6 separate regions of the Homo sapiens genome follow, and regions 1, 2, 3, 5 and 6 are each linked to region 4. The links are chromatin loops, found by intact Hi-C in ENCODE. Cell type or tissue: heart right ventricle. All regions are shown on one strand. Each heading gives the region's core, and the rest is flanking DNA. Links, peaks and the distances in the headings are about the cores only. Region 1 overlaps LOC105378761 (a long non-coding RNA gene). Region 2 holds the start of LOC107985379 (a long non-coding RNA gene). Region 3 holds the start of NFIA-AS2 (NFIA antisense RNA 2). Region 4 has its middle 39 kb from the start of NFIA. Region 5 has its middle 120 kb from the start of NFIA-AS2. Region 6 has its middle 45 kb from the start of CYP2J2.

Region 1 (5,309 bases), core at 653-4,652, 770 kb after region 4:
AAACAGAAGAGAAACAGAAAAGAATGAAAAGAGGAAAGAAGAAAAACGATGATCTGGGGTAGCGTTTAACTAGCAGGAGCTTTTCACACTGTCGGGCCACAGAAACATAGAAAGTCAGAAGGTCCTAGAGTTCTCGTAATCCAGTCCCATAATATTTACAGATGTGTTTACTTTGGCATATGCAAAAGAACACAGGGTTCATAGTCAGTCAATCTGGGGTCAAATACTGACTTTGCTGCTTTCAGCTTTATGAGCTGTGGTATGTTGCTTAGCGTTGTTTTCCCTGATTATAGATAGGAATATTGATATCTAACTCATAGAATTATTTTGAAGATCAAACATGGTAATATGTAATCAGTTAGCACATTTGTGGCACACAGGAAGGGGGCTCTTAAATGTGAGCCCCTATTGTCATTATTCTTGTAATACCGTGGTACTTCATTGCACAATTCTAAATTTATAATCATGTGAGCACTGCTTGGTGTGGGTGCATATTGACCATACTGCTACTGTTCAGCTACTCTCAGGCAGGCCTAGAGCTTAGTAGAGGTGTTGAAAAGTAAATTTAGCCACAACCCCTAAAGATAATACTTTTTAAAAATTTTGGTGCTTAAAACACTATTTTAAGGGTGATACCTAGCAATTCTACAACGATTTTTCTATCTGAATATACATTTTTCCAGTGAGATCTTCTCAATTATCTTGTTCTTCCTTTTATTCATTCAAATTTATTGTATGAAGCTTATTGACTGACCTCAGTAACGTGGACTCAGTTCCTCTAATGCTTTTGAACTCTCTCTCTCTACAAACTCCAGTGCAGAGAAAATAGAATGACACATATGCATTTATAATAGGTAAATTTGGAAGCATGAACTAGTCATGCTCAGTGCAGCTCCTCCATTTTTCTTCGTGGGGCACATAACTTCCAGAAGGCATACATTCTCCCCTGCTCTGATATGCCATATTTTAATGAGAGACAGTCCCATTAGAGAAGACTTGTAGACTTTTGGCTATGACTGTAACTAGCTGGGTTAATCTATGTAATCTGGATCAATATTGGAGGTTTACTTCCCATGTATAAACTACATTCTCTAACTTAGTCTTATCAAAGTAAAGAAGGGAGGCAATATGTTTTGGCCCCTATCTGCTGACTAATTGTTTAAGAAGTTGAGCTATTAATATAAAGGAAAATACTGTTTAAACGACTCCCAAAAGACCATTGTGTTGAGTCTGGGATCATGAAATCTTTGATTCGGACTATTTTCATTTATTTTTCATGCTGCCTTTTATTTAATAGGTCTTTTGCACACTACATTCAAACATTGGAAGAATGATTAGTTTCATACCATGTAACATGCTTGTAAACTAGGTTTGTATACCATTCTGAGATATTTTAGGCCTTCAGATAATAAATATTGACCCTCACTTGGAACCAAGCCAAGGCTAGTCTAGAGTTGCATGTCTTGTCTAATTTTACATTATCTTTGAGGCTCTACATTGTAACAACTGCCAATTATGCTTATGAATATTGGAGATCCAGTGTGGCTTCATCCTTTGAAATAAAATATATTTTATTTATTCCAACGATAAATTAATGAGCAATTTAGAAGGAATGTAGGCTACTATCAATTTAGAGATGCAAGTTCTGCTTGTATGGAGAAAGCAGGAAAAATTACCACAAATCCAAAACAAAAAATTCATAGAAGAAGCATATTTGTGATGTTTTATTATTGGGAAATAGTCTGGCTCAAAAACAGTGCAAGAGCTATAGCAGCAGATTAGGTAATTGAAGGACATTTTGTAGGTGAAGAGAAAATGGGGGATTCAGCAAACATCTTCTTGTTCTGGAAATAACAGTGGATAAACTAAAATACTGGGAAATGAAAAAGTGAGACATGTATTTACAAAGGGAGTTGAGGTTTCTGAGGCCAAACTAGATCTGTGTGAATAGATGAATAAAAAGGAATTCATCAAAGAAACCCAGAGCTAACTGACCTAAAAGGTGAAAATAGAAAAATGGAGGATTTGGGCTGAGCATGTCTGGTTTATTCTCCCCAGATTTACCAATCAAATAAGTCGCTCACCCTCCCTTAGGATATATTGAGTAAACTGACAGAAAGAAGCCAGAAGTATAAGACTAACAGGGCTATCTCCACCTGAAAGAAAATAGAAGGAATGGAGAGAAAAGAATTTTCTCCTAATACGTAACAGTGAATCATGTACAATAAGATCAATAAGTGAAAATATAAAATTAAAACACATGAAAGAAGGGAACAGAAAAACTAGTGACCATTAGCTTTATAATTACCACCATTTGGTTTATAATTTAGCAAAAATTTTCCTAAAACCTACAGCATACAAGGCACCAGGCTAGTTACTATAGATGAACTGACGTAAAAGATACAGTTTCTGCTTTTAGGAGCTTACAGTAAAATGACGAAAAATATATTAAATGAATAACTTAAATATAATGTGTAAATGGTCATATAGAGGTATTCACAAGGGGCTTTAAGAGTACTTAACACAATCTAGAAATGGCTAAGCTTCGGGCTTAGTTCTTGGCTTCTTGGCAGCCAGGAGGAAGAGGTAACAATGGTGAATTTTATAAACTTCAACATCATAAAGAAAAAAATATAGCAATCCTTCAGGAAAGACCAATGTGTCTTTTTTTTCTGTCACTACATTGGAAAGAAGCTTTTTACATGAGATTTTGTAAGAAACGTTGAATGATGTAACGGGTAAAGTTCTCGGCATCAGTTCTTCAGCCCTTGCAGAAGTAGATATCATCTGCTTTGTCTTCATGAATTTTGATGACAGTAAAGAGCATAATATTGTAGAATATTCATTACCAAACTTGTTGCATAGCAGAATCATTTGATCTTTTAAAAACACATATTCCCAGGCATCATTCAATAAGTTCACCCTCAAAGTCTTAAATTCTCAGTTTACATTTTGACAATACCTCACTCCTTTTATCTTTTCTTACACTTTATAAACACTACAGTTGTCTTTAGACCTTATAGAGAACGCCAATTTATTAATCTTTCCATTTCTTTCCAGTCTATTAATTCTCCCCTTAGTTCTCTTTCTTTTCCTGGGTGATTATTTGGCTACTTCCTTGCCAGAATCCTCAACTCCTTAAGCTACTGTAGCACTACACATCTTCAGCCACCACTTTATAAAACGTTAACCCTCTGTGACTTCTTTTTAAAAGAAGTTCATAAACACATAGATGCAAGAACGAATTTTACAATTGATCAAATAGTGTTAAATTATCTTTAGGAAATGTCTCCAAATTATGAGTGAGGACATAATAGTGATAAAGAGCACAGCGATTGCATATGACACCTGCTTGCTATTTATGGAATATAATGGACTGAAAGATATGTTTGCAACACGCAAGGTACGGCAAATTGATAATAAGAGTAGGATGCACTCAGCTGTGTAATAGTCCTTTCCATGAGGAACTTATAGGCTACTTGAGGAGATAAAACAGATAACAATAATAAGATTTATTGAGTGTCTACTAAATTACAAATTTAAATTTGTAATTACTAAACTTCACGATATCCCTATTTATCGGTATCTTTTGCTATATTAACAAACTACTTCAAAATCTAGCAGCTTAAAACAGTCATTCTCAAAATGTGGTACCCGGACCACCTGCATCAGCATCACGTGGGAATTTACTGGAAGCGCAAATTTAGGAACTTCCATGCGAGACCTTTAAATCAGAAACTCTGGGAGCTCATTGGTCTATTGTAACAAACACCCGAAGTGATTCTGATGCAAGCTAAAGTTTGGAAACCACCAACTTAAAAAAGCCATATGTATGTATGTGTTTACAGACGCGTGCGTGCGCATGCGCGCGCGCGCACGTGTGTGTGTATACACACAGAGGACTGAAAGTCCAATATATATATTGGACTTTGTAGTATGCATGCAAGTTTGCATACTTCGTAAGTCCAATATATATATTGGACTTTGTATGCATGCATGTAGGTATATGTATATACATACATACATACATACATACATACATGCATATGGTTGTTTTAGTTGGTGGTTCCCAAACTTTAGCTTGCATAAGAATATACATACATATATATGTATATTCATACATACATACATGTATATTCATACATACATACATGTATATTCATACATACACGTATATTCATACATACACGTATATTCATACATACACGTATATTCATACATACATATATATGTATATTCATACATACATATATATGTATATCATACATACATATATATGTATATCATACATACATATGTATATTCATACATACATATATATGTATATCATACATACATATGTATATTCATACATACATATATATGTATATCATACATACATATATATGTATATTCATACATACATATATATGTATATCATACATACATATATATGTATATTCATACATACATATATATAGTGGATGATTCTTCTCATTTCAGCTATGTTCCCTCATACATCTGCTGGTGAATTAGCTGGGATCTGGCTGATCTACAATATTCTCAATTGAGACAGCTCATCTCTGCTCCATGTGGTCTCTCATGCTTTAGGAAGGTAGCCTTGGCTTGTTCACATGACAGTTGAACATGATTCTAGGAGAGCAAATGGGAGTCCACAAGGTCTCTTGACTCTAGGGGCCTATGTTCAGAACTGGAACCTTTCACATCTGTCATATTCTGTTGGCTAAAGCAAATCTCAAGAACAGTTTAAACTCAGGGAGTAGGGAAACAGACTCTGCCTATTGATGAATGAGCTACAAAGTCACAGTGCAAAGAGCAAAGATACAGGTTTGAAAATTGAGGCCTTTTTGCCAATGGTTTACAGCAGGGTAGATATTTTTATACTTAACATATGTAGGCGTAAGAAATTACAGCTCAGGAAATTTACAAGGTCATCCATCTAAAAAGTGGAAAATACTAAATTTAAACCTAAGCCTGTTTGATTCTGACTGACCAGATCATGTGCAAATAGCTATAATACAACATAGTATGTGCGAAGTAGAATAGAGGCCCAGAAAAGAGATTGTAATAGTTCAAAAGACAGAAAGATGATTTCTGGCTGGAGAAATCAGAAAATTCTCAATGAGAACAATGAAATTTGAAGGATGAGCAATGTAGGAGTGAAATAAGTTTGAGCATAAAACAAAACATTTGTTGAAAACTACCAAAATTCCATTGGTAAATACATGAAAGCTCTTTTAGCTGGAATTTAGGGTATTTAAAAAGGAAAAGAAAGAGATACATTTAGAAAAATAGTCACCAACATGGAG
Region 2 (5,309 bases), core at 384-4,383, 760 kb after region 4:
GATTCCAGAGGCTTAACAGTGCTCTGGACCATTGAAAATGGGTGGAAAACTCTCCATGGGACGGAGAGACAGGGAACTGACATGTTGCTGGGCAATGGGCAATGATCTAGATATAGTCAGCAGGTCATCCTTATCAGGCTACAGTGAGAAGGATCACCTAATTTTCCAAGCGATGTACCGTGCTTTCTCAAACAGAAAATCTGCTATCCCAGAAAGGCCTTCCATGGCCTTGTGCTGCTCCCTGGCACCAGCAGCTGCAGGACATTTGCTCCCAATGAGTCAGCATTCTCCCTTTGTAGACTCTATGCCTGCCTGATTATCAGCTTTACTGTGGAACCTTCAGATAGTCAAGGGAAGGAACAGATCTCTTGCTCCTAACACCTTGACCATAGATCTTTAAATTGAACAACAAAAAATTTCTCATATGGTACTCTGCTTCTGATCTAAAAACTTGCTTTGGGATGAGGAATACAGGAAGAATGGTAATTCTTATTTACCCTACCAAGGGAGATATGGTAAATAAGAATTGGACACAGTGGTTAATTCCAAATATCATTCCATCATATGAGCTGTTGTTATTTGTGATGTTACTAGCAGCCAGATCACACCATCTTCTTTAGCAATCCATTCTGCCCCTAGCATCACAGCTTTAAAATGGAATAGGGTACATTTCATAGACTCACAAAAATCCAGCTTTATTTATGTAGCAAGTTCAGATAAGTGATATGATTTGTTCAAATTCATACAGCAGAACCAAGGGTAGATGTCACTTTCAAGTTCAGGCTTCCTCCCAGACCAATTGCTATTTTATTTTATTTTTCCAGACCAACATTTTGTTAACTGCTGATATCTTGTTTGTTGCACAATCCTTAAAGTCAGATTGTTTTCTTATCCTGGCCTTACTGTTTGCTAGCTGGATGTACTTGAGCAAGTCACTTTACTCCGCTGAGACTTATATTCTAATCTGTTAGATAGAGACTCTCATCTGGGGGAAATAATATATGCCCCTTATAATCAATGTGATGATTATATAATTTAATTCATATAAAGGTTTTAGGACAGTGACTTGTATATGATAATTTCTCCATAATTTTTTTAACATTTTAGATAAAGTTGTTTTTTAGATGCTCACCTGGCTCTTGTTTTTTTCCCCTCCTTTATAATTATAATTATTATGCAACAAATGTTACTGTGTTTTAAACACTATGTAAGGTAGATATTTTTAAAATAAGATTGATTATTCTCTAGGTTTTGTGAATAAGAAAGTAAATAAAATCCATCACTTTCTACACATGTACCCCATAAGTATATACAAATATGTAACAATGAAAACATTTTAAAATCCATAACTTCATAATTAATTTACTATATTTTATTAAGTTTTTGAGGTTATGTCTATTTTAAGCATATGGTAGAAACGTTATGTAATGATATACTACTATGAATCTCTTTTCAATTTCGTGTTCAATGACATTACCTTGATTTTGAAATCAACCATGGTGGAAATATTTATACCATGAAAATTGGCAAATGCTGTAAGTCAGGGCTTGATGTATTGTTTTGATGATTTCGCTAGACTTGATAGGTTAATAATGCTGTATTCTGTCTGTGACTATTGAGTCATAAACAACATAAATAACAGGAAATATTTTTCAGTATTAGTGGATTTAACACTATTAGTGAATTTAACAAAGATTCGGCTAATACCATTAACAAACAAGTGAAGTTTTAATATATGCCTTTGTCCATTCACTTTTTTGCTCCCAGTTAACATAAATGAAAATATCAAGCACCATTCATTTCACAATCACACTTGTTGATCAGTGAAGTAAGAGACATTTTTGCTGAACCAGACAGTATTTAAACGTTTATTTGCAGGCTGATATTGTCAAATAATGGTTGGATTGCAATAATAGCTTGGCCATGAATACAAGAGTTCAACAGAAATTAACTAATGTATTCTATGAGAATCAATTAGCTATATGGAATTTATAATAAAGATTATTGTATATTTTATATATATAACATGTAAATTGTGTGCTACTTGTCCTGTATATGAGTGAAATGTATAATAAACTTATGTACATGTACATATGCACATATTTTTCCCCCAGGGAGCTGGTTGTTAAATATTTATCAGCACACCACTGTCCCCAATTCATATCTACCTTCTAGTCATCACCTCTCTGGCTTTGGAGCAGATCATAAACTCTAGAATCCAGACACCAGCCAGTGCAGTACTTCACAAGCTCTGCAGTACTTCTCAGGATCTGTTTTCCCAGGATGACCTTGTGTGAGCTGTAAGTCATCAAAACCTGGTTCCTTTGATCTGCCCTGGGGAGAAAGGAATTATGTCCCTTTAACATGGACAAAACTCCACGGGACCTCAGCTTGCAAATTCAGGATTAAGAGAACTTGAAATTCATTGACATTCTACAAACTCAGAGCTAACGAAGCCTGTGAGGGTCATCCCTTCCAGAACTTTCGTCTTTATGGAATGAGTATCAGAACAGGCCAGTCTCAGGCTCATGTCTGAGTGATTTATCATTTTCATTCATCACCTCTAAGGCTGAGCTGGCCCCAGTTTCCCTTGTCTGGGCTATGGATGTCCCCTGCTGGAATCCAGAGCTCACTGCAGCTCAGGGAATTAGAACAAATGCTGCGGCCGTAGATGCATTGTGTGTATGTGTAAGAACACACTCGCTGTCTGCGTGCCTCTCGACAGGAAACCACTCCGGAAATTCACTCTCTTGTCCTGGTTTTACAGGTCTGCCCTCATTTACTGATTTCATGTCCCAAATGATTGAGAATCATTATTTATCAAGTCTTTTGAATAATGTCTACCACATGGTAAGCTCTCAATAAACATTTACTGAAAAAAATGAGCATAGCCTTGTAAGGTACATTATGCGTGATCTAATTTCATCCTCACAACAATCAAATAAATTAGGAACTATGGTTAACTCCTTCTTGTTTTCAGGTGTTGGAACTCAGGCCTAGAGGTTAGGTCACTTACATAAGGTCACTTAGCTTGGATGTGGCAGCATCAGCCTTAGGGCATAAGTGTCCCTGTCTGCAGGCTCGCTGCTCTGCTACAGCCTGCCATGCAGTCTCCAAAGGGTTCCTTCTCCACAGCTTCTCCAAACAGAAATACCTGCTCCTTTTTGCTTTCGTATTTCCCCACTCCCAGTATTCACCCAGGGTGAATCTCGTCCTTTGTCCTGCTTGCTGTGTACCCTGGCCAAATCCCTTCGCCTTTCAGAGCCTGAGTTTCTTCATCAGATAAATAAAGGGGATGGATTAGCTGACTCTTAATTTTAAAATGCCAATTCTAAAATGCTGACGCTTTCTGAATTTAATTTCAGGATAGACATGCTGAGGTCCAAATTGCTAGGGATTTCCTCTCTGGCCAAGGAAACAAAACTCAGTCATATACTACTTGTGAGTTTGTATCAGGAGGATGAAATTAAGCCCCAAAGTCTGCACTGCCCTTTGGGAACGTACTTTTTCAGATCAGAAGCCAACGATCACTTACATGAGAGGTTATCAGTAGATGGACAAAAAGCACCATTTCTCTCTTCTCTCCAGTGAGCCAAAGCATGGTTGCCAATTCAGACAGCCAGTTGGGAGTTTTCAACATGTGACAAGCCCAAAGGCATTTCTGAAGCTGCCAGCACAGAGGCCTGTCGAATCTGCTAAGGAACCAGATGCAGCAGATAAATATCTTCCACAGCTTGGCATCTGGGGCCTGTGCTTGCCAGCTGAGAGAAGGGGCTGTGTTGCACAGTGCTGGGGGTGGGGATGGCAGAGAGACAGCAGCTGAACAAATCACACATATTTCTCATTGAAGTAGAAAAAAAGGCAATTCTAGAGAGCATTTCAAAATTCTAAAAGGACCAGATTAAATACGGATGGTTATATGTAGGTTATTATTATATGATGGACTGGATTATAAATAGGTAAGTTATATATTGTGGTCTTTGATACCATTGTTTCATTCAGTCTGTTGATATTATTTTGCATTTCTAGAATGCAATAGTCTTTATGCAATTCATTTAGTGCAATTACATTTACAAGACAATCTCTCTCTCTCTCTCACACACACACACATACACACACAAATCTTGTATATCTAGCTCTGCACCAAATAAAAATTACAGAAATAAAGCATTCTTTTCATCATGAGGCAAAAAATGACTATGTGTTGAGTCATGTGTCCAGACTTTGTTTTTTCAAAAATATATTTCCCTTTTAGATTCTTCAAAAGAATTGATGAAATTTCATCAATTTCCTCTCAATATAATTCATAATTATTTATTGAATGCCTACTATGTGCAAGAGATTGCTTGGTGCAATTATTATGAAGAGAAAGAGACAAAGTGTCTTCAAGGAGCTTATTAACAATTCCTGGCATACTAATAATCAATGGGATTTTCCTCAACTTCAACCTGATTAAGGGCATCTTGAAAAACCTTCTGCTAACATCACAATTGGTGGGGAAAAACTGAAGCCTTTTTTCTTAAGCTCAAGTGTAAGGCTGTCCAATCTCACCACTTCAATGTCCTATGAAGGTATTAGCCAATGCAAGAAGGTCGGACAAGAAATGAAACCCATTCAGATTGAAGAGAAAGAAGCAAAACTCTATTTGCAGACAGCCTGGTTGTCTAAGTAAAAAATTCTTTTTTTTTTTTTTAAAATTTTTTTTTTTTATTATACTCTAAGTTTTAGGGTACATGTGCACATTGTGCAGGTTAGTTACATATGTATACATGTGCCACGCTGGTGCGCTGCACCCACTAACGTGTCATCTAGCATTAGGTATATCTCCCAATGCTATCCCTCCCCCCTCCCCCGACCCCACCACAGTCCCCAGAGTGTGATATTCCCCTTCCTGTGTCCATGTGATCTCATTGTTCAATTCCCACCTATGAGTGAGAATATGCGGTGTTTGGTTTTTTGTTCTTGCGATAGTTTACTGAGAATGATGGTTTCCAATTTCATCCATGTCCCTACAAAGGACATGAACTCATCGTTTTTTATGGCTGCATAGTATTCCATGGTGTATATGTGCCACATTTTCTTAATCCAGTCTATCATTGTTGGACATTTGGGTTGGTTCCAAGTCTTTGCTATTATGAATAGTGCCGCAATAAACATACGTGTGCATGTGTCTTTATAGCAGCATGATTTATAGTCCTTTGGGTATATACCCAGTAATGGGATGGCTGGGTCAAATGGTATTTCTAGTTCTAGATCCCTGAGGAATCGCCACACTGACTTCCACAATGGTTGAACTAGTTTACAGTCCC
Region 3 (5,309 bases), core at 414-4,413, 72 kb after region 4:
TTCACTGGGCAGCACGTGTGATTCCCATTTTATAAATGAGAAAACTGAGACTCAGAAGCTAACTGACATGCTCAAGGTCATAAAGTTAATCTGTGGTTGAGCTAGGACTGGACTTGGTCTGTTTGACTCCTCCTCCCATGTTCTTGACTGAGTCAACACAAAAGCATTCCCTATGTATGAGGCATAGAGACTACAGAGATGTTTTAGGCTGGGCTCCTACACCCAATAACAGCAAATGTCTGGTCTAAATGCTTTACTTAGAGTAACTAATTTAATTCTCATAACAACCCTACGAGGGAGTGCACTTTTTACTCTTGTTTTATGCATGGGAAAATAGAGGTACAAAGCAGTAAAATAGATTTGGGGTTCACATACAGGTGGTCTAGACAGGGAGTCCTTTGACTTAGCCACAGCACCCCACTGCCCCTATGCTTAGGGAAGCTACTGGGGAGAGGAGTGAGATGCTGAATAACAAGGAGACCTATGACAGCCTGGTAACAGCAGGTCATGCCTGCTTGGGTTCAAATACTTGGCCCAGTGCTTAAAGCTGTTTGGTCTTGGGTAAGTTTTTTGTGTGTGTTTATGTGTCAGTTTTTCATCTGTAAAATGAGATTTTGAGATTGCTCACTTCATAGAGAGGTATTATGAGAATGTAATGATTATGTGTGTATGTGTGTGTATGTGCATGCATATGTTCAAGTGTGTGTGCGTATGTGTGTAGCTAAGAATAATCTCTGGTCCTCCAGTTAGTATGATTTGAGAGTTTGCTATCATCATCATTGCAAGGCTATGAAGTGAACTAATTTCCAGACACATAGCGCAGACAAGAGTCACAGATTCTGAGAAGAGGGAGAATTTATTGTCAGCAGGAATGGTCAGGACAGGCTTCAATGAGGAGGTAAGAAGATGTTAAGTGGATCTCGAAGGATAGAATCACAGAGTTGGGAGTTGAAGAGACTTCAGCATTCATGCAATCATATGAGTTTATCTCATAGAAGAAATCTAGGACCACAAGGGAGAGGTGATCATGCCATGTTTATCCAGCTAGTTGGGGACAGGGCCTTGACTGGAACCCAGGTCTCCTCCAAACCATGCCTGTCTGAATTTTTCTGGGCTAGAAAAATTAGAAACCCTGCATCCCCAGTCAATACTGGTGCTCCCTCTTGTAGTCCTCACTCCACTCTAAGCACCCTTTACTACCTTTCCTCTGCCATCCCTTTGGGAGAGATGCAAGTGAGCAATGAATTCGACAGTGATAGGAAAGACCTCCTACAGAAGCAAGGGACTTGATAATCTATAAACAGTTCCTGGGTAAAAACCATGAATGTGTACAGAGCACCTACTATCAGGTGCTTACTGAATTTTCTCAATCTCCACCGTAACTGCTATCATTCTTTGTACAGATAAAAAACCAAAAGGCTTAGTTTTGTAGTATCTTAGTTTTGGTAATTTTCCCAAGATCTCACAAAAAGAAAATGTTTGAGCCAGGATCCGAACAATGGTTTATAAGATTCTTCTATCCACCCACCCATCCATCCACCCACCCATCCCTGCACACACCCATCCATGCACACACTTATCCACCCACCCATCATCCATCTGTCTATCTGTTCATTCATCTTTCCATCCAAGAAACCTTTACTGAGAGTGTGTTCCATGTAAGGCAGTGTGCTTGGTGGTATGGAGCTAAGGAGATACATAGCCCCCTGTCCTCATAGAGCTGAGTGGGGCCTCCTTGAGGGTACTGTTGGGATAGTGTTAGGGAGGAGAGTGATGAGGAAATGGTTTATGTGGAAACTGGGCACTTGGGAAGACCATGACAAGAGGATCAGTGGGTTGCTCCCTGACTCCTGCTTCTAAGGTTGCAGATGAGTGCCCAGCTGGCCAGCTGGCCACTGGCATAGTCTGCCTCTTTGTGTAAAAACTAGTGGAATCACATATGTGCTGCTCCCAGATGCAGTCTCGGCACCAACACCTTCCAAGCAGGAGGTTCTGTCATGGTGCTGCCTGCCAAGCCTTGTCCAGAGGACTGAGGCCACTTGGCCAGTTGCACTGGGCCCTGTGCCTGTGCAGAGACTGTCTCACCACAGCAGCTGGGGGCGGCAGGGAAGGGCAAGAGCTTCTTTTGTGTGTGTGTGTGTGTGTGTGTGTGTGTGTGTGTGTGTGTGTGTGTGTTTAAGCTGGAAAGAAGCCCTTTTTCACTGTGCTCTGTACTTGAGATATTTCACTGAGTGGGAGACAAAGAGGCTTTGTGTGCTCTTCAAAGTGCTCTCTGCTGACTGTGATACACATCCAGGAAAAACCCAGACCAAAGCCATGAAGTCACCCCAAGTTCAAACCCAAAATGCAATTTGCAGTGGTTAGAAATGACAAAGGATGGGTGGTAGGATCCAGAGAAAAAACAGTGAAACCCGATGGACCTTAAATAGATCTGAGGGCACTGATTTGATTATTTTGGGTGAAATCTTTTAAGAAAATCTTGTCAGATTCTTCACAGAAAATTTGGTAAAGCCTATATTTCATCGCCAGCCTAGCAAAGGTAAGACCCACGTTAATTTTCTTGGAATATCACTGTTGTTTTTATTCTTAGGGTGTATGTTAGGGAGAAGAGCAGGGAGGTAGTTTGTCAGATGTTGTTCTTTCCTTGTTAAGCTTCACCTGTTCTTAAGAGCAACTTGCACTTTGTCAGCCACAGAATAGTGCCTGCCGTTCAGGCCAGTGTTTTAGATATAATTGAATTGCTGGGACGCATTAAACATCATAGGGTTTTTAGCGGAGAAATAATTTAATGATGTGGCCTTTAGGATTGTTAATTAGCACTGTCTGTATGAACATGTAACAATAACACCACCTACCGTAAAAGCGAATGTTCTACACTTCAGGACACTCATTTCTTTAGGGCTTCCCGCAGAGAAGCAGTCATTAACTCTTTTTTTGACAAATGCTTTTAGACATGCTCTGTAGGGCCGTGAATTCACCCTTCCCTCCAATCCTGAATCCTTCTCTGCATTTATCCACAAGGCAAGCTGGCAAACAGGGAAACAAGGAGAACTGTGTGCTCAGCCCTCCAGAGTGGCACGGATTATGAGGAGGTGATGGTCCTTCCCCGCCAAGATCCTGAGACACTGTCACTCCGGAATCCAAAAAGAGATTCAGGCAAGGATGTGGGAAAGTTGGAACCCTGCATGCTGTTGGTGGGAATGCCAAATGGTGCAGCTGCTATGGAAAACAGTATGGAGGTTCCTCAAAAAATTAAAAATAGAATTACCATATGATCCAGCAGTCCCACAGGGTATTTATCCAAAAGAATTGAAATGAGGATCTTGAAGAGATATTAGTACTCCCATGTTCATTGCAGCACTATACACAATAGCCAAGATGTAGAAATGAACTAAATATCCAACAACAGATCAATGGATAAAGAAAATGTGGAACACACACACACATACACACACATCCCAGAATATTACTTAGCCTTAAAAAAGAAACTCTAAAATATGTGACAACATGGATGAATCTTGAGGACATTATACTAAATGAAATAAACCACTCAGAGAAAGACGAAACTGCATGATTCCACTTATGTGGGGTATCTAAAATTGCCAAATTCGTAGAATCAAAGAGTGCAATGGTGGTTGCCAGGAGCTAGGTGGAGTGAGAAATGAACAGTTGTTAATCAATGGACATACAGTTTTAGTTAAGCAAGATGAGTGAGTTCTAGAGATCTGCTGTACAACGCTTTACCTATGGTCAATAATACTGTATTGTGTGCTTAAAATTTTGCTAAGAAGGTGGCCCTCATGTTACGTGTTCTTACAAAGTTAAAAAGGAAAAAAGTAATGGGATTGGCTCACTGGAGGAGAAGCTGTTGGCTTGCATCCTGCCTGCCCTGATGAAGGGAATGGTCAGGGGCTTGTTTCTCTGCTGGAGTTCAGGCGGGTCTGTCTGAGCCATGGGTCTGGAGGAGGCCTGCATAGGCAGCATGCCATAGGTTTCTCTGGCTTCCTGAGAACAGAGCCTGATAATGATGGAGAAATGAGAGCTTCCCACTCCTTCTTCTGTTTACATTAGAACAGCCAAGTGTTTCTTCAACCATCCACCATTCCCTTATGTCACATGTCTTCTGAAGACACTTTACCTCTTCAGTGAGGCAAGAGCAGCAGCATGAAGGTATTTGAACACTAGATTGTGCCTTGTTCTTCAGTCAGCCAAACTTTTCCCTAGCCATGTTCTAGGCCTTGATGTCTTCACGAAACCTCACCTTCCAACATCTCACTCTGGCCACAGCCCCCTGTCCTGCTACTTCTCTTACTCCTCTCTCTTCTCACAGCCTTGTCTGGCCTCTGGTCCAGAGATGGCCAATGCCTGGTGTGATTGTTGCCACTCTTTCCAGCTCATTGAGAACCTCACAGACTGATCATGCCACTCTCCTATTAAACCCAGAGGTTGCTTTGGGATCCTTCTCAGCACAGGTTCCATCAACTGGAGTTGATGCGTGAGATGAAAACTATTTGCCATTCCAGCTCCAACTCCTTGATCCACTTTCTCTCAGTCCATCAGGCAGGACAGACTCCACACACTTGCATTTGAACTCTTCATGGCACCCCTCCCCTTCCCTTGCACACGCACATGCTCTGTCTGTCCAATGATGTGTTCTCTCCACTTTCTCTACTCTCATGCCCAGAGCACTAAGTATTTTTGGAGTATTTTGCATTATGATGTGTAGTTAATGCCACATAAAAATTTGTGGTTTCTACTTTGGAACTGTCTTTTATTTGTTCTTTATTAGTATCTTCTTGCATTTCCCAGAGAAGCCTTCCAGAGCCTATCTTGCCTTTTCAGTTCCCCAAACCACACCACCTCCCCTCCTTGTCTGTCAACCTCACCTCCCATTTCCCTGAGAAAACTGGCAGAGGCTCCCTATGCCTCCGCCCCTGCCTTGTCCCCCACCCTCTGCCCACATGCACCCTGTCTCTCCCTTTGAGAATCTTTGTTATCTTCCTGCCTAGAGTGCTGTGGCTTCCCCCTTCTTTCTCCTGAGATGTTCCCTTTTCTTCCACACTCAGCAAAGGGTCATTTCCTTGACAAAACTTTCCTTTGCTAACTGACCCTCACCACAGGCAGGCTGGGAAGTTCCCTCCTCTCTCTTCCCTCCGTATCTCGTATATACCTATATTAAGGTATTAATTCCAGGGAATTGTCATCTCTCTCTCTCTTCTAGTCTAGTTTTCATCCCTGACTCTAACAGTATCTGGAATAGGGCAATGATTCAAGTTGTATTTATTGAGTGAATGAATGAATGCATTGGG
Region 4 (5,309 bases), core at 560-4,559:
TTTTGGTAAATAAAGGGCAGAGCTGTGATCCAGTCTATAGGCCACTTTGGTCATTTATTTATTTTGACACAGAGTCTCGCTCTGTCACCCAGGCTGGAGTGCAGTGGTGTGATCTCAGCTCGATGCAACCTCTGCCTGCTGGGTTCAAGCAATTCTCCTGCCTCACTCAGCCTCCCGAGTAGCTGGGATTATAGGCATGTACCACTACGCCCGGCTAATTTTTGTATTTTTGGTAGAGACAGGATTTCACCATGTTGGCCAGGCTAGTCTCGAACTTATGACCATTCACCTGCCTTGGCCTCCCAATGTGCTGGGATTACAGGTGTCAGCCACCGCACCAGGCCTATAGGCCACTTTGAAACTCATTACTGTTCTTCATATCACCTGTGTTGAATCAGAGCATTGACCTTCCCAAGTCCCAGTCTCAGTACTTCAGAATGTGGGTATCTCCCTGAGTCAATTGCAGGGCACAGGCTGTTCTGTGTAGTTTCAGCTTTGGGAAAGCAGATACTTATTACAGTGAAATGACTTTTTACAACAGACAGGAATAAGATTTGCTTAAGAAGCTGAACTGCTGCTCTTGATCATGGAGGATGGAATGTTCAGTAAGGGCCACTGGTGAGAGTCTAATAAACTGATATTACTTATTATTGACATTAAATGGACCAGTCTCATGGGCCGGTTACTCCGAAAGTCAATTACCGAAGCCTGTAGTAAAAACTCAGTGTTTTCAAATAATTTAGAGGCTCCAAAAGGTATCAGTAAAACATGGACTGCTGAGTGTCTGAGGCAACAGAGCTGACTGAACATAAACAAGATGGGCATAGTCACATATTTATTTGAAGAACTCCTGAAGATGCCCAGAGCCTAGGGATCATGGGAACGATTCTGAAATGGTTGAAAGAGAAGGAGGGGTTATATCAATACCAAAAGTATTTAGGCCCAAGGACATTGTCTCATTTAACCCTGTGTAATCCTCACAATACCAAGGCATAATTATCCCCATTTCACGGAGGGAAACAGAGACTCATAGTTACAATTCCTAAGAGGCTTGGATAGGGCTGCTTCTGTGCTAGTCTGGCCCCAAAGCCAGTAGATTATCCGTTAGATTCTGGGCCCCTCAGCCTTCTCAGTCTGGGCTTGATTTACTTGTCCAACTTTATCTTCCAACCGGAATGATTGGCTCTTTTTTTTTGACAACGTCATCTCGAACTTTATTAAGTATCTGTTTTCTAGGCTGAGCCTACATAGAACAACCTCTGAACTGCAATGGACTCACGGAGATGTCCACACACAGATGCTCTGAGACTCCACTAGCCAATTCCAATACCCATCCTTGATTTGTTTACTCAGCTTTGCTGCATCTATTTGGATACTTAATCTAACCAATTTGTCCCTTTTTTGAATTTTTCTCTCGCTAATCAGCTTGCAAGATCCTATTCTCATTCTCAATAAGCGCTGCTGGTGCCTGATTCAGTGCTCCGCACGTTGTTGTCTCTCAAGAAATCCTTGCTGGTTGCCTGTAAGGCACCCACTCTCCCTCCTTCCCTTCCCATCCTCTCCCCCAACAAAAGCTGGTGCAGAAACATCCCAAAAGGGGCCAGGTTCCACGTGCTTCGTCCCCTTCCTCTGTCCCCTCACTGTCACCCACCAGGCCCCAAATATAAAAGGCGAAAGGCGCCGTTGCAATCAAAGCCTCAAAACAAAAGGCTCAAGGGGCGACTTTATTGACTCAGCCCCAACCAACTCAAACTTCCCCGTCGTCAGAATGTTCTTTCCCGCCACTACCCTGTCTTCCTGGAGCTGAACTTAAGACTCTTGGTCTGGCACTCGAAAACGCGTGAGGGGTGTGTGTGTGTGTGTGTGTGTGTGTGTGTGTGTGTGTGTGTTGGGGGGAAATGGGAGAGGATAGCAATAGTGCCGAAGGTGGAGGCAGTGGGGTGCGGGGAGAACGTTTCCCAGGGAACCTGAGAGCCCCAGATCTCGCGGCTGGCGACTTCCAACTCTCCCAAAGAAAGCCGCGGGCCTAGCTCGTTCATCAGTGTCACATTTCAATGGCAGCGCGGGGCGGCCTCGGCCAGGTGCCCGCGCGGGGCCGCGCGCCTTCCCGGCACGGCTCGGCCCGTCGGCGATTCAGACACCGCCAACCCACAAAGCCCAGACGGGAGCCCGGGGCTTGGGGAGGCCCCGAAGGCCCTGCGCGCCTCTCCTTCCTGCCGCCCCCACTACCCGGGGCTCCTTCGCGGCCTGCCGCCGGGCAGTGCGGGCCGAGTTCGGGCCTCTGTGGCTGGAGCCCGGCCGTCCCCGCGCCCCGCTGCCGTCGTGGCTTGGGGGTTCTGTCCTTCCTGCCTTCGAAGGCCAGGTCCCTCCTCACCCTCCACGCTGGTTCCCCCGGGAGCCACTGTCTGGGGCCAGGGGAGCCGGACTTTCTGATCGCAGCCCAGCTCTGCGCGACAGCGGGGCCGCGGACACAGCGTCCGCAGAGCGGCAAGACACTTTCTAAACTCGGGGATCTTTCAGTTTGCGAACAGGGTGGCGAGTAGAACTCTACCCCCAGCGCCACTGCTTTTACCCGGCCGCCGCGAGCTGACACCAGAGGGCGCCGTTTTAATGCGCTTCGGGCAAGGACCAGCTCCGGGAGCGCTCCGGCGTCGAGGCCGGGCTCGGATCTCGGGACTCGCTGCGGCGCCCTCTCCCCTAGGGCGCTCGGCCTGGGGTGCAACAGCGAACCCCGCTTCCCTCTTCGCGAGGGGAGGTTTACTGCACAGGATTGCGCCCTGGCTTTGCACAGAATGAGGGTTCCTTGCAGCCGTCCGGGTGAGGAGGAGGAGTGGCCCCTACCTGAAGCCGTGCCCCCGCCTAACTGCTAAAGAACACGTCTGCAGGCGTTGTTCAATTGAGAACGACTAATTAATTTTCCAGCACTTGTGCAGAATACTTTAAAATGGAAAAATGAAGGTCTTCGATGAAAATGAAGCTTGATAGTGTGCACCTGCCACTAATGTACGGTGCACGGCAACTTCCCCTCATTAGAGCGATGACTTGGGTTGAGAACAAGTCATATAGTGAAAATCACTTCAACACGTGCCTGTTCATATGCATAAACTCCTGTGTACCAGATGGCAAAATATAATGACATCTTAAACAGCTAATTGCATAAACCTTGTAATGCAGATAATTGCTGTACCAAAGTAGGAGTTAATAATTTCCCACTGTATTGCTTGACTTCAGAGTAATCCTCAAGGAAAGTTGTGACAATTCTAACACACTAAAGTTCACCAAGAGGTAATTAAAACTAGCAGTTAAATCATTTGACTTTCAAACCCTTAATTATGATTCGGAAGAACTGCTTTGTGGAAACCCAGAATTTACGGATGGTTATGTGATAACATTTAATGCCTGTATTTCATCAAGTTTTCTTTCATATATTTTATTCTGGAAAGTTATTCCAATAGCAAGAGGTTTCCATTTTGGGGTAAGAGTGGTTAACTGCCACCCCCAGTTGGACTGTTGATTTTTTTCAATTAAACATTTATTTATAGAGCCCCTTCTACAATAACTAACTCCAAGCCTTACCATGTGCCTGGCATTGTTCTAAACTTTACAGGTATTATCTCATTTAATCCTCAAAGCAACCATCTGAAATGTGTACCACTGTCATCCTCATTCTCCAGATTAGGAAGCCCAGACATAGAGATGCTAAGTAATTTGCTCAAAGTTGTCTAGAAGTCACTTTCCCAAACTCCTACGGTCTGACCCCAGAGCTCATGCTATTTACCGCTGTAATCTACTGTCTCATGGATTAAACCAGGGCCTTAATAATTTAATATTTCTTTTCTTTTCTTTTTTTTTTTTTTTTTTTGAGAAGGAGTCTCGCTCTGTCGCCCAGGCTGGAGTGCAGTAGTGTGATCTCGGCTCACTGCAAGCTCCGACTCTCGGGCTCACGCCATTCTCCTGCCTCAGCCTCCTGTGTAGCTGGGACTACAGGCGCCCACCAGCACCCGCGGCTAATTTTTTCTATTTTTAGTAGAGACGGGGTTTCACTGTGTTAGCCAGGATGGTCTCGATCTCCTGACCTTGTGATCCGCCCTCCTCCCAAAGTGCTGGGATTACAGGTGTGAGCCACCGCGCCCGGCCAATAATTTAATATTTCTAATTATTGTCTAATAATATTTAGAAATAAAACTAAAATAACATAATTGGAGTATAAAAGTCAGTTGACAGGTAGATGTCTTTGCTGAATTTATCGGTTTATGTCACGATACATTCCAGAAGCAGCTATCTGCTATTTCCACAGGGTAATTCCACAACAGTGAATACACCAAGAAAAATAAGCCTTTGAAACTAAGTTTTTATTTCATCAATACCTAGTTTAGAAGGCATGTGTGTCAAATATTGTATGTTCTCATTCATAAGTGAGTGTTAAAAATGTGTACACATAGACATACAGAGTGGAATGATGGACAGTGGATACTCAGACAGGTGAGAGAATAAGGGGGGGGGGTGATAAGAAATTAGTTAATGCATACAATATACATTATTCGGGTGATTGATAGCCTAAATGCCCTGACTTGACCACATTGCAATCTATGCATGTAACAAAGTTGCAGCTGGGCACCATGGCTCACACCGATAATCCCAGCACTTTGGGAGGCCAAGACTAACAGATCACTGAGGCCAAGAGTTTTAGACCAGCCTGGCCATCATGGTGAAACCCCATCTCTACTAAAAATACAAGAATTAGCCAGACGTGGTGGCAGGCACCTGTAATCTCAGATACTCTGGAGGTTGAGGCAGGAGAATCGCTTGAACCCAGCAGACAGAAGTTGCAGTGAGTCAATATCGTGTCACTGCACTACAGCCTGGGCAACAGAGTGAGACTCCATCTCAAAAAAAACAAAACAAAGCAAAACAAAACCAACAGAAAAACAAAAAAATTGCACACATACACCATAAATTTGTACAAAAAATGAAAAGCATGTGTGGCTTAATGTTTCTCTTTCTTCATCTTCAAATAAAACTAAAATTAGGCTTCCCAGGATATACAATAATGAGCATAGAACAAAATACTCTTTATAAAGTACACAGAGAACCATAGCCTTCCTTCTCCATATTGATATTGTAGAATTTCTCTTTCCTCAGTTTGGGTAGATGTATGGGGGCATAAAATGAGAGATGCCAGCTACTTCCTTAGTATAGGGGCCATATAGCGTTGGAAAGCCCATCATTAGAGATTACTTTCTGTGAGTTGAGTGCCATCTCATTTGTTTTTATGGCTGCATCATATTCCATGACAATAAACCAACTTT
Region 5 (5,309 bases), core at 788-4,787, 190 kb after region 4:
TAGGTTTGTTCTTTTTATTTCTTCAGCATTCAAACTTGGTAGGTTAAATGTTTCAGGAATATCCATTTCTTCCAGGCATATAATTTGTTGGCATATAATTTTTGTTAGTTATATCTTACAATTATTGTTATTGATGTAGCATCAATTGTAATATTTCCTCTTTCATTTTTGATTTTATTTAGGTCTCCCTCTTTTTTTCTTAGTATAGCTAAAGGTTTGTCATTTTTGTTGATCTCTTAAAAAGCCAACTCTCAGTTTCATTGATTTCTTTCTGTTGTTTACTATTCTCTATTTCTGTTATTTCTGTTATAATCTTTGTTTTTTCCTTCATTTCTGCTATCTTTGGTTTTAGTTTGCTTTTATTGTTCCTTATAGTTCTTATAGTTCCTTAAGATATAAAGTTAGGTTATTTATTTGAGATCTTTCTTCTTTTTTAATGTAGGCATTTATCACCACAAACTTTCTTCTTAGTATGACTTTTGCTTATTTGCATAAGTTTTGGTGTGTTGTGGTTTTGTTTTTATTTGTCTTAAGATATGTTCTAGTTTTCCTTTTAATTGCTTCTTTGGTCCCTTGGTTGTCCAGAAGTATATGATTAACTTCATGTACTTGTGAATTTCCCAGTTTTCCTTCTGTTATTGATCTCTAGTTTTCATTCCATTGTGGTTGGAAATTGGTATGATTTCAGTCTTTTCAAATGTGTTAATACTTGTTTGGTAGCCTAATATGTGATCTATACTGGAGAATGTCCATGTGAACTTGAGAAGCATGTGAATTCTGCTGCTATTGGGTGGAATGTTCTTTATCTGTCTATTGGATCTATCTGATTTATAGGGTTGTTCAAGTTTACTCTTTTCTTATTGATTTTCGGTCTGGATGTTCTAGCCATAATTGAAAGTGAGGTATTCAAATCTTCTACTATGATTGCATTGCTGTCTGTTTCTCCTTCAGTTCTATTAATATTTGCTTCATGTTTTTGGGTGCTCTGATGTTGGGTGCATATACATTTATAGTTGATTTATCTTTCTGGTGAATTGGCCCCTTTTTATAATTATATGATGTCCTCTTTTGTCTACTGTGTCAGTTTTTGACTTAAAGCTTATTTTTTCTGTTATAAATATAGCTACCTCTGCTATATTTTGGTTACCATTTTCATGGAATATATTTCTTCTATCCTTTTCTTTCAGCCTGCATATGTCTTTAAATCTAAAGTGAGTTTCCCATAGGCAGCATATAGTGAGATCTTGATTTTTAAAAATCCATTCAGCCACTTGATGTCTTATGATCGGGAATTTAATCCATTTACATTTAAAGCAATTACTTATAGAGAAGGACTTAAGATTGACATTTTATTAATTGTTTTCTGTCTTGTAGCTTTTTGTTCTTTTTCTTTCTCTCTTTGTGTTGTCATTTTGGTAGTGACATGTTTTGAATCATTTCTTAATTTCCTTTATGTATCTTCTATGTGTATTTTCTTTGTAGTTAACATGATGCTTACACAAAACACTTATAGTTATAACAACCTACTTTAAGCTGATAACAACTTAACTGCAATCACATACAACTTTACTCTTTAACTTCTTTCTCCTTCACGCTTTGTGTTAACTCTTATACTATAATTAAAAGTGATTTATGGACCACCATTACAATATTCTGTATTCGTTTATAGATTTACCTTTACCAGCAAGCTTTATACTTTCACATGTTTTTGTGTTGCTCTTTAGCATCCTTTTCTTTCAACTTGAAGGACACTCTATAGCATTGCCTGGAAGTCTAATGGTGAGGAACTCCTTCAGCTTTTATCTGGGAAATTCAGTGTTTCTGCTTCATTTTTGAATGTCAGTTTTGCCATATTCTTTTTTTTTTTTTTTTTACTTTTAGCACTTTGAATATATTCTCTTATTTCCTGCTGGCCTGCAAGGCTTCTGCTGAGAAACCCATTGATATTCTTATGTAGAATCCTTTTCATATGGTGAGTAGCTTTCCTCTTCCCACTTTCAAAATTCTCTCTTTGTCTTTGACTTTTGGCAATTTGATTGTAATGTAGACTTTTACAAGTTTATCTTAATTGGGATCCTTTAGGCTTCTTTTATCTGTATGTCCATTTCCTTCCCCAAATTTGGGAAAATTTCAGCCATTGTGTCTTCAAATAATCTTTATGCCATTCTCAATCTCTCTCTCTCTCTTTCCCTCATTTCCTTCTGGAATAGCCATAATGTGTAATTAGTCTGCTTGATGGGGTTCCATAAGTCCCTTAGACTTTCATCATTCATTTTCATTTCTTTTTCCTTTTGTTCTTCTGACTAGGTAATCTGAAATGATCTGTTTTCGAGTTTGTTGATTCTTTTTTTCTGCTTCATCACTTTTATTTTTGAACCCCTCTAGTGAAATTTTCAATTCAGCTCTTGTGTTTTTAAGCTCCAAAATTGCTGTTGTTTATTTAAAATTTTTTCTCTTTGTTGATATTCTCATTTTGTTCATTTACCATTTTTCTAACATCTTTGTGATGGTTATTTTGAATTCTTTGTCAGGTACTTCATATAACTCTATTTCTTTAGGGTTGGTTACTAGAGATTTATTTTGTTCCTTTGATTGAGATATGTTTCCATATTTCTTTATGTGTCTTGTAACTATATTGGTATTCATGCATTTGAAAAACAGCCATCTCTCCTAGTCTTTACTCACTGACTTCATACAGGGAAATAACTTCACCAGTTATTTCAGCTAGAGGTTGTGAGGGCCTCTCACATCTTTTCTGGAGATGTGTTTTCTCTGGTTTCTCCCAATTAGAGAGGTTTGCAAGTTGTTTTTTTCAGAGCTTGTAATCTCTTGCTCCCTCTGGTGTCTATCTGTAGTATTATAAGTTTTCTGGTGCAACCACAAGCAACTGAGTTTTTAGGTTTTTTTTTTTTTTGGTCCCTCTGGCCCTAAGCAAACAAGGTATGTTGGTTTCCCATTAGGACTCTGAATCAGATGAGGCAAAAACTCGTCCCTCAGGAAGCCCCCTGAAAAGGCAGAATGCTAGACACACATACCACCCTCCTGTTTTTTCCCAGGGAAAAAGCCACAGCTAGGTGCTTACTCTTGATTACAACAAGCCCTGCTAATTTCTATCTGTGATATTACAAGTTCTCTGGCACTGCCACAAGCCGCTGACTCTCTTTTGCTCTCTGTGGCTCCCAGGCATCCAATGTATGTCAGTTCCCATGAATCTTCCGAGTCAGGTGAGACAGAAACCAGTTCCTTGGGCAGCCCCTCAAAAGCTGAAACTTTGAACATACATTTCATTCTTTTCTCTACCTGTCACAAAAGAAGCTGTATGTTGGGCTTTTCCTCCCAGAGATGTGCTGGCTTGGGGGAGGGGCTGACATAGTTAATGAAATAAATTTCTTATCCATTTCAATGCAGCTGCTCTTGGCTTTGAGATTGCCTGGGGGTATTGTGACTTCCTAACTGATTTCTAGGTTCTCATAAAAACTTTTTGTCTGTGTATTGTTGTTTAGTTAATGTTTCTGTTGGGGAATGGGGTCTGGGGTTTCCTATTCCCCCATCTTGATGATGTCATTCTTCTATATCTCTTAAATAATGAGAAATTAAAACTTGCTCACTCCACACTCATATGTGCAAAGACACACACACACCTTATTATCCTACCTATGGCCTCCTTTTTATTTACGCAGTTCTCCCCCTAATGTATCCTCTCTCTCAGCGTTGCCCAGCAAGTATGCCCCAAGGTCCCATGAATAGATTTAATAACATCTTTAGACCTAAGCCATAGGAATCCCTGCTCTAGACCTTGTATTGAAAGATAATACATACCACAAATACAAAAAGACAGATTTATTTAAGAGCACATGGGCACCTCTGTCACTCAGGATCTGTTGTTGAGGGCTGACATATGCAACCGTAAACATTTGTTCTTACAAGTAACATCTTCTGGACCTCAAAGAAAAACTTTTTTTTTTTTTTAAATATCTCTTAATATACGTCCCTGAAACATGCTTTAAAGGTTTGTGGTTTGTGTCATTGCCAATGTTGAAGCTAGTCCCTATTTTAGAATGTGGGAAATATTTGAACAACTGAAGCATTTAGGTAAAAGAAGAGGCGAATTAGTCAATTTGTCCAATCTTTCTTTTCAAAAAGCTTTAATATGGATATTCCTGCTCAATAAAGAATCACTTCCCAGTGACATATAGGGTACTTTCTCTTGCTTCTCTGTCTTCTGGTTCTGGAGATACATCAGTTGGTATGGTATTTATAGGAGTTACAGGTGGCAGATGAAGAACTATTAACTTTGTAATAGTTAAAATTTATATTACCCTGAAATTTATATATAGGAAGAAGTAACATGTACGATGTCTGATACTGATTCTTCACCTTTCTATTAAATCTGGTTACTGTTTTTAAAATGGTGAAAATCATGAGACAAGTGATAATTTATACAATGAAATTATAATAGTTTGTAAAGCTTTCTATGATAGTGATAATTTATCATATGTAATCCCACTATAATGTTTGCATATTCTACCTAAAATTTAAAGATCTTTCTAAATCTAAGATAATAATCTAATTATTTTAATAATTTTATTGATAATGCCAGTTTCTCCTGCCTCTGAAGAGTGAGTTTTCTCTAAACTGAAATTAGTATAAACTTACCTAAGAACTACAGTGACTCAGGAATAATTGTGTAATTTGGTGTTACTACTAAAGGAACAAAAATTATATGACAATCTTGATTATAATAGCATAAATTTTTTTTTGCCAAAATGAAGGAAAGAAAATTTTGTGGAATTAGTGTATAGCAATTTATAAATTATGTATTCCTTTATTTTAGTAGTCAACAAACATCAACCACTTATTAGTAGAACAGTGGTTTATTTTCAGTGACATAAAAATAATAGCTTCACACATATTTTTATTTTTGTTTCTATTAAAGTATATTTGTCAATGTAGGGATATAGAAGGCAGTTTATGCAACAGTTTACTAGTTTGATTATGAATTTTGAATTTAGACATCCAGTATATGGACCTCTAGCTATACTCTTGTCCTGAACCCATAAAATGTTTGAACCTGGTCTGAATAGGTTATGGCATGACAGCCAACATTTATGACTACTGTGACACTGAAAGTGTCAATGAGCAGGTGTCTGGAAACGTGGAGCTGTACTTCAACATCCTGCTGATCATATCTATGGAGCTGTTTGAGGGTGCTCTAGAAGTGCAGTGCTCAGCTCAAGGAACATGAGTGAGGGGAATAGGATATGGTTGAGGGTCCTGGTATGGCATCTTCTTTTTGTACCCTTTGAGTG
Region 6 (5,309 bases), core at 743-4,742, 1.1 Mb after region 4:
ATACAATAGGAGCCAGGCACTTGGGTCATGCTGCTGGATATAGAGGTATTATGGCATCCAACCCAAGGAGGGACATCTCATGGGCAACACTGGGCAAATATATAAATAGTGACTTAATCATAGCAACTATTTAATAGGTTCTTACTGTGTTCCATGCACTGAGCTACATGTTTTTTCTTCAGTAGCTCAGTTAATCCACATAGTCACCCCATGGAGGAGGTGTGATTATCCCCATTTCACTAAAGGAAGAACTGAAGCTGAGAGGGGTCATTTAACTTGGACAAAGTTACACATAACCAGGAAGTGGCTGCATCTTGCAAAGTCAGGGGTCCTGAAAGAGATGCAAATAGCATGCTGTGGGGGCAAGTGTGCAGTGGGAGTGGGGGTGTTAAGGAGGCAGTTTATGGTTGAGAAGTGACCTCATATGCTTGGGGAAGGGTATATCAAATACGATTATTTGGCAGTTGACAGGTATCTTGATAGATGAACCGGATTTGAAAAGGTAGACCTGAATGAGGGAAGAAGAGCAGGTTTCTAGATGGGGCAATGCCACAAACAGAGGCTCAGGGGTAGAAAAGTGTACTTTGTATACAGATCATAATAATCCTGTTTGGAGGGAAGACCAGCTATGAAGTGTTTTGCAAGAAATGTGACACTAAGGGTAAAGAATGGAAGTCTGATTTTATGTAATTTTCCATGTAAATTAAAGTCAAGATTATCCTTGTAAATATCATGGTTCCTGAACTCAAGAAACTTGCACTCTGTTGGGAAGATAAACAACTAAACAAGCAATTACAGCACAGCAGTAAGTTCTATGAAAGGTTAGGCACAGAGTGGTCCTTCTAACTCAGAGTTAACAGAGACATGTTACAGAGTGATGTCCAAGCCGAGAACTGAGGGACATGTGGGTGTTGTCCACACAATGAAGGACACGGGGTACTAAGTAGAGGGAACAGCTTGTGGGAAGGCTCAGACTGGAGTCAGACCATACATCCCTTGTTTGTGAGGGCTGCAGGTGTTAAGCACAGTGGAAGAGGAGAGAGCAGGTGGGAACTGATAACATGTGAGGCCAGGGGCCTACACGGGGTCAGCTCATGATGAGACTGTGTGCCATGTTAAAGAGAGTATGTGGTAAGGCGCCCTGGCCCAGTGCAAGCATGGGCTGGCTTCCCACTGCAGTCAGCAAATCAATTACGCCCTCCACCGACTTTCGCCTTGTGTATTTAGAATGCATGGAGTTAGCCTGCCAAACATCTGCTCTCGCTATTAAGCATGCCATGGTAACCATTGCACTCCCGTGCGTCAGCGCCACCAGGATTGGTAATAATCACAAGTGTCAAAAACGAGAAAGAATGGAGAAGGAAAGCTGTGCAAAATCCAGCGGCAAGATGATTGGGCTGGCAGCTCCACTCCAGGGCCCCCGCCAGCTGCACCTTCTGCTGCCCCTGTTGGGGGCAGGGGAATTGATGCCGCTCTGGCCTCCTCTTGCCCCTTCTGTTGATCCCTTTCCCTGTATTATTCATCCACTGCTTCCACCGACATTGGAAAATGTGCCGTGCCTTTGCCAGAACAACATATGTGCCCCTGCGTCATTGTGTGTGATAGATAAACCCGCCAACAGCTCACCAGACCCAGGGGGCCTCTGGGTGAAGACCCCGCATTGACACAGGCAGGCAGCATGGTGTCCTGGCAGAGGTGCAGCTCTGAAGGCAAACAGACCTGGCTTAGGATTTCAGCCGCGCAACTGCACAGCCTTAAGACCTTGGGCAAAACTCTCACCCTCTCTCAACCCTACTTGCCTCATTTGTGAAATAAGAGGAGGAACACTTACCTCAGGACTGTTCGGGGGCTTAGAGATAATGAATGGGAGATGGCACAGCACCTTTCACAGAAGCAGAGTTCAAGGTTAGCTAGTATGATATTTTTTAAATTGAGCTCTCAAAAAAATGCTAGGCACAATGCTGAGATCTTTATTCAAATTATCGAATCGAATATATATATAAATATTATATATAAGTCTAGTTCTGCTGCTAGAGCCACATATAATAAAATAAGCCTGTTTCCTCTTCCAAACCAAAGCCCTTCAGAAAAGCAGGGCGGGCTCCCATAGCCCTCGAATCCTCTTTTCCCCAGGAAAAGGGTCCTGAGTCCCTGAGCAGGGCTCATGCAGCCTGGTTCTCACACAGCCACTCCCCGCAGGGCACCCTCCACGCTGGCCAGTGTCTCTCTCAGAGATGATGCCCAGGTGGGCTTTATGTCTTTCCTTCCAGCCCTAGGAGTCACTGCATTTCGGGGCGCACACGGAGGACCTGGGCCTGGAGCTGTCAGGGCTGGTGCCTTCATCCGGCACACACCCCATCGTTTTTCCTTCTGTCCCTGGACGCCGCCTCCCAGCCGAGAGCGCGGTAACATGGGCTCCAGCGCCCTCTAGTGGAAGGCGAAGGAAATCTGCGGTCAAGGAGCTCAGGATCAGCGTGGGAAGAGGGAGGAAGAGAGAAAGTGGCTGATTATCTGCGTGAAAATCATAATTATTAAAAATGCCCGCCCAATCCACCCCCGTAGCTGCCGTTAGTTTGTGTCTGGATTGAATGTCAGTCTCGCCAGGTTAGTGTGAGATGGGTGACTTCCCAGAGGACTGCTATTTCTAAAGTCAGTCAGGAAAGAGGCAAGGGTGTCCTCACCTCCCATGCTTTTAATTAAACCTCATTATCCACCTCCCCACCAGCGTTCCTTCAGCTATGCTAAGAATATAAGGAGAAGGCATATTTGAACATATCGGGGCCCAAGCATCAAAAGTAGAGTGATCCCGTTTGGCACAGCTGCCCCATAGGCTCTTGGGGGGGATGGCAGGAAGGGGTATGATGAGCAGGAAGAGAACACCCGAGGCAGTAGTGGGGGATTACTGGGAACAACATGAGGTTAGATAGCAACTTGAGTTGGCGCTCGGGGTTACTGAAATACCCACCACTGGCCCCATCCTCCTGCCTTATGCAAATGAGTGGCTTCTTTCTCTACCAATAACTTTCTGGGGGTCATTGGGCAAGTCGTTTCACCTCCTGGGCAAGGTAGTGTCAGAGGTCCTCCATTCAGTTGTAATATTCAGTGAATATTCAATGAGCTCTAACATCAGATGGTCACCAAATCAATTTCAGCCATCTAGCAGACTGCTGCCAGACTGGGCCACAGGTCTACTGCACTGTTTTTTGTTTTGTTTTGTTTTTGTTTGTTTGTTTGTTTGTTTGTTTTAGACAGAGACTTGCTCTGTCTCCCAGGCTGGAGTGCAACCTCCACCTCCCAGGTTCAAATGATTCTCCTGCCTCAGCCTCCCAAGTAGCTGGGATTACAGGTGCCTGCCACCAGGCCCAGCTAATTTTTGTATTTTTTAGTAGAGACGGGGTTTCGCCATGTTGGCCAGGCTGGTCTTGAACTCCTGACTTCAAGTGATCACTCGCCTCGGCCTCCCAAAGTGCTAGGAAAACATAGAACTAGAACTATCATCAAATATCTGATGTAGCATTGACGCCATGGTTTTCTTCCTTCATGGTAACAGGGCGGTCTTCAACAAGCCAAAAATGAAGAAAAACATGGAGGTTTTTTTTTTATTGCCTTCATTTAGTATCTTTACAATCAAAGGAGTTTACATGCAGGAATCAGACTCAGAAATTACACTGTCTTATCCCTCATATGCAGGGTTATATAATAACAGCTTTCCCAGATTAAAATTCTTCAATGGTTTCAAAATTTCATAAGCGTATCATTGAGAGGTGACAGCGTGCTGGCAGTCCTCACAGCCCTCGTTCACTCTTGGCGCCTCCTCTGCCTGGGCTCCCACTTTGGCGGCACTTGAGGAGCCCTTCAGCCCACCACTGCACTGTGGGATCCCCTTTCTGGGCTGGCCAAGGCCAGAGCCAACTCCCTCAGCTTGCAGGGAGGTGTGGAGAGAGAGGCGCGAGCCGGAACCGGGCCTGCGCGCGGCGCTTGCGGGCCAGCTGGAGTTCCGGGTGGGCGTGGGCTTGGTGGGCCCCGCACTTGGAGCAGCCGGCCGGCCCTGCCCGCCCCGGGCAGTGAGGGGCTTAGCACCCGGGCCAGCGGCTGCGGAGGGTGTACTGGGTCCCCCAGCAGTGCCAGCCCACCGGCGTTGTGCTCGATTTCTCACCGGGTCTTAGCTGCCTTCCTGCGAGGCACGGCTCGGGACCTGCAGCCCGCCATGCCTGAGCCTCCCCCTGTTCCGTGGGCTCCTGTGCGGCCCGAGCCTCCCCGATAAGCGCCGCCCCCTGCTCCACGGCGCCCAGTCCCATCGACCACCCAAGGGCTGAGGAGTGCTGGGCGCACGGCACGGAACTGGCAGGCAGCTCCACCTGCAGCCCCGGTGCGGATCCACTGGGTGAAGCCAGCTGGGCTCCTGAGTCTGGTGGGGAGGTGAAGAACCTTTATGTCTAGCTCAGGGATTGTAAATACACCAATCCGCACTCTGTATCTAGCTCAAGGTTTGTAAACACACCAATCAGCACCCTGTGTCTAGCTCAGGGTTTGTGAATGCACCAATCCACACTCTGTATCTAGCTACTCTGGTAGGGCCTTGGAGAACCTTTGTGTCCACACTCTGTATCTAGCTAATCTGGTGGGGAGGTGGAGAACCTTTGTGTCTAGCTCAGGGATTGTAAACGCACCAATCAGCGCCCTGTCAAAACAGACCACTCCGCTCTACCAATTAGCAGGATGTGGGTGGGGGCCAGATAAGAGAATAAAAGCAGGCTGCCCAGGCCAGCAGTGGCAACCCGCTCGGATCCCCTTTCATACTGTGGAAGTTTTGTTCTTTCTCTGTTTGCAATAAATCTTCCTGCTGCTAACTCTTTGGGTCCACACTGCCTTTATGAGCTGTAACACCGCGAAGGTCTGCAGCTTCACTCCTGAAGCCAGCAAGACCACGAGCCCACCAGGAGGAACGAACAACTCCAGACGCACTGCCTTAAGAGCTGTTAACACTCACGGCGAAAGTCTGCAGCTTCACTCCTGAGCCAGCGAGACCACATAACCCACCAGAAGGAAGAAACCCCGAACATATCCGAACATCAGAAGGAACAAACTCCAGGTGCGCCACCTTAAGAGCTATAACACTCACCGCGAGGGTCCGCGGCTTCATTCTTGAAGTCAATGAGACCAAGAACCCACCAATTCGAGACACATCATGAACCTTGGTTGGAGCAGCTCGGAGAGGCACATGCTCATCACAAAGCTGGCACAGAATTGCTGTCTCAGTGACCTGCATGTGCTGGTTGGTCCCCCCTCGGGCCTTTTACACATGTCCA

The links. Hi-C counts contacts between places; a loop is a spot of excess contacts. Peaks named below come from ENCODE experiments on the same cell type or tissue, not always from the same donor. Only the 100,000 strongest peaks of a DNase experiment are listed, where the experiment ranks them.
Region 1: a loop joins it to region 4, with 10 times the contacts of the local background. A loop is called at or near these places in 49 of 110 quality-filtered maps.
Region 2: it touches region 4 in a loop (12-fold over the local background); 49 of 110 quality-filtered maps call a loop at or near these places.
Region 3: a loop joins it to region 4, with 10 times the contacts of the local background. A loop is called at or near these places in 86 of 110 quality-filtered maps.
Region 5: it touches region 4 in a loop (11-fold over the local background); 67 of 110 quality-filtered maps call a loop at or near these places.
Region 6: a loop joins it to region 4, with 8 times the contacts of the local background. A loop is called at or near these places in 62 of 110 quality-filtered maps.

The regions. Positions count from the first base shown.
Region 1 is chr1:60,269,804-60,275,112 of GRCh38, reverse strand. All of the region lies in intron 1 of LOC105378761 (a long non-coding RNA gene), which reads left to right. LOC107984962 (a long non-coding RNA gene) reads right to left here. Exons shown (of 3, transcript XR_001738091.2): 3 at 4,891-5,309. Among named protein-coding and RNA genes, the nearest start is that of LINC02778, 160 kb to the right of the region's middle. In heart right ventricle, for the core only: no CTCF peak of the experiment used is centred there; no DNase peak of the experiment used is centred there.
Region 2 is chr1:60,278,845-60,284,153 of GRCh38, reverse strand. LOC107985379 (a long non-coding RNA gene) reads right to left here and starts at 3,691. Exons shown (of 4, transcript XR_001738093.1): 1 at 3,536-3,691; 2 at 2,169-2,334. In heart right ventricle, for the core only: CTCF peaks have their summits at 2,409 and 2,617; a DNase peak (open chromatin) is centred at 2,603.
Region 3 is chr1:60,967,778-60,973,086 of GRCh38, reverse strand. NFIA-AS2 (NFIA antisense RNA 2) reads left to right here and starts at 2,347. Exons shown (of 7, transcript NR_110617.2): 1 at 2,347-2,539. In heart right ventricle, for the core only: a CTCF peak has its summit at 2,849; a DNase peak (open chromatin) is centred at 2,066; H3K4me3 peaks cover 376 bases; H3K27ac peaks cover 2,312 bases.
Region 4 is chr1:61,040,410-61,045,718 of GRCh38, reverse strand. No RefSeq gene overlaps it. Among named protein-coding and RNA genes, the nearest start is that of NFIA, 39 kb to the left of the region's middle. In heart right ventricle, for the core only: CTCF peaks have their summits at 2,377 and 2,589 (motif pointing right); DNase peaks (open chromatin) are centred at 2,088 and 2,598; H3K4me3 peaks cover 1,108 bases; H3K27ac peaks cover 1,032 bases.
Region 5 is chr1:60,846,305-60,851,613 of GRCh38, reverse strand. No RefSeq gene overlaps it. Among named protein-coding and RNA genes, the nearest start is that of NFIA-AS2, 120 kb to the left of the region's middle. RefSeq lists an enhancer at 1,651-2,481. In heart right ventricle, for the core only: a CTCF peak has its summit at 2,842 (motif pointing left); no DNase peak of the experiment used is centred there.
Region 6 is chr1:59,968,679-59,973,987 of GRCh38, reverse strand. It overlaps a transcript of CYP2J2 not described here. Among named protein-coding and RNA genes, the nearest start is that of CYP2J2, 45 kb to the right of the region's middle. In heart right ventricle, for the core only: a CTCF peak has its summit at 2,424 (motif pointing left); a DNase peak (open chromatin) is centred at 2,407.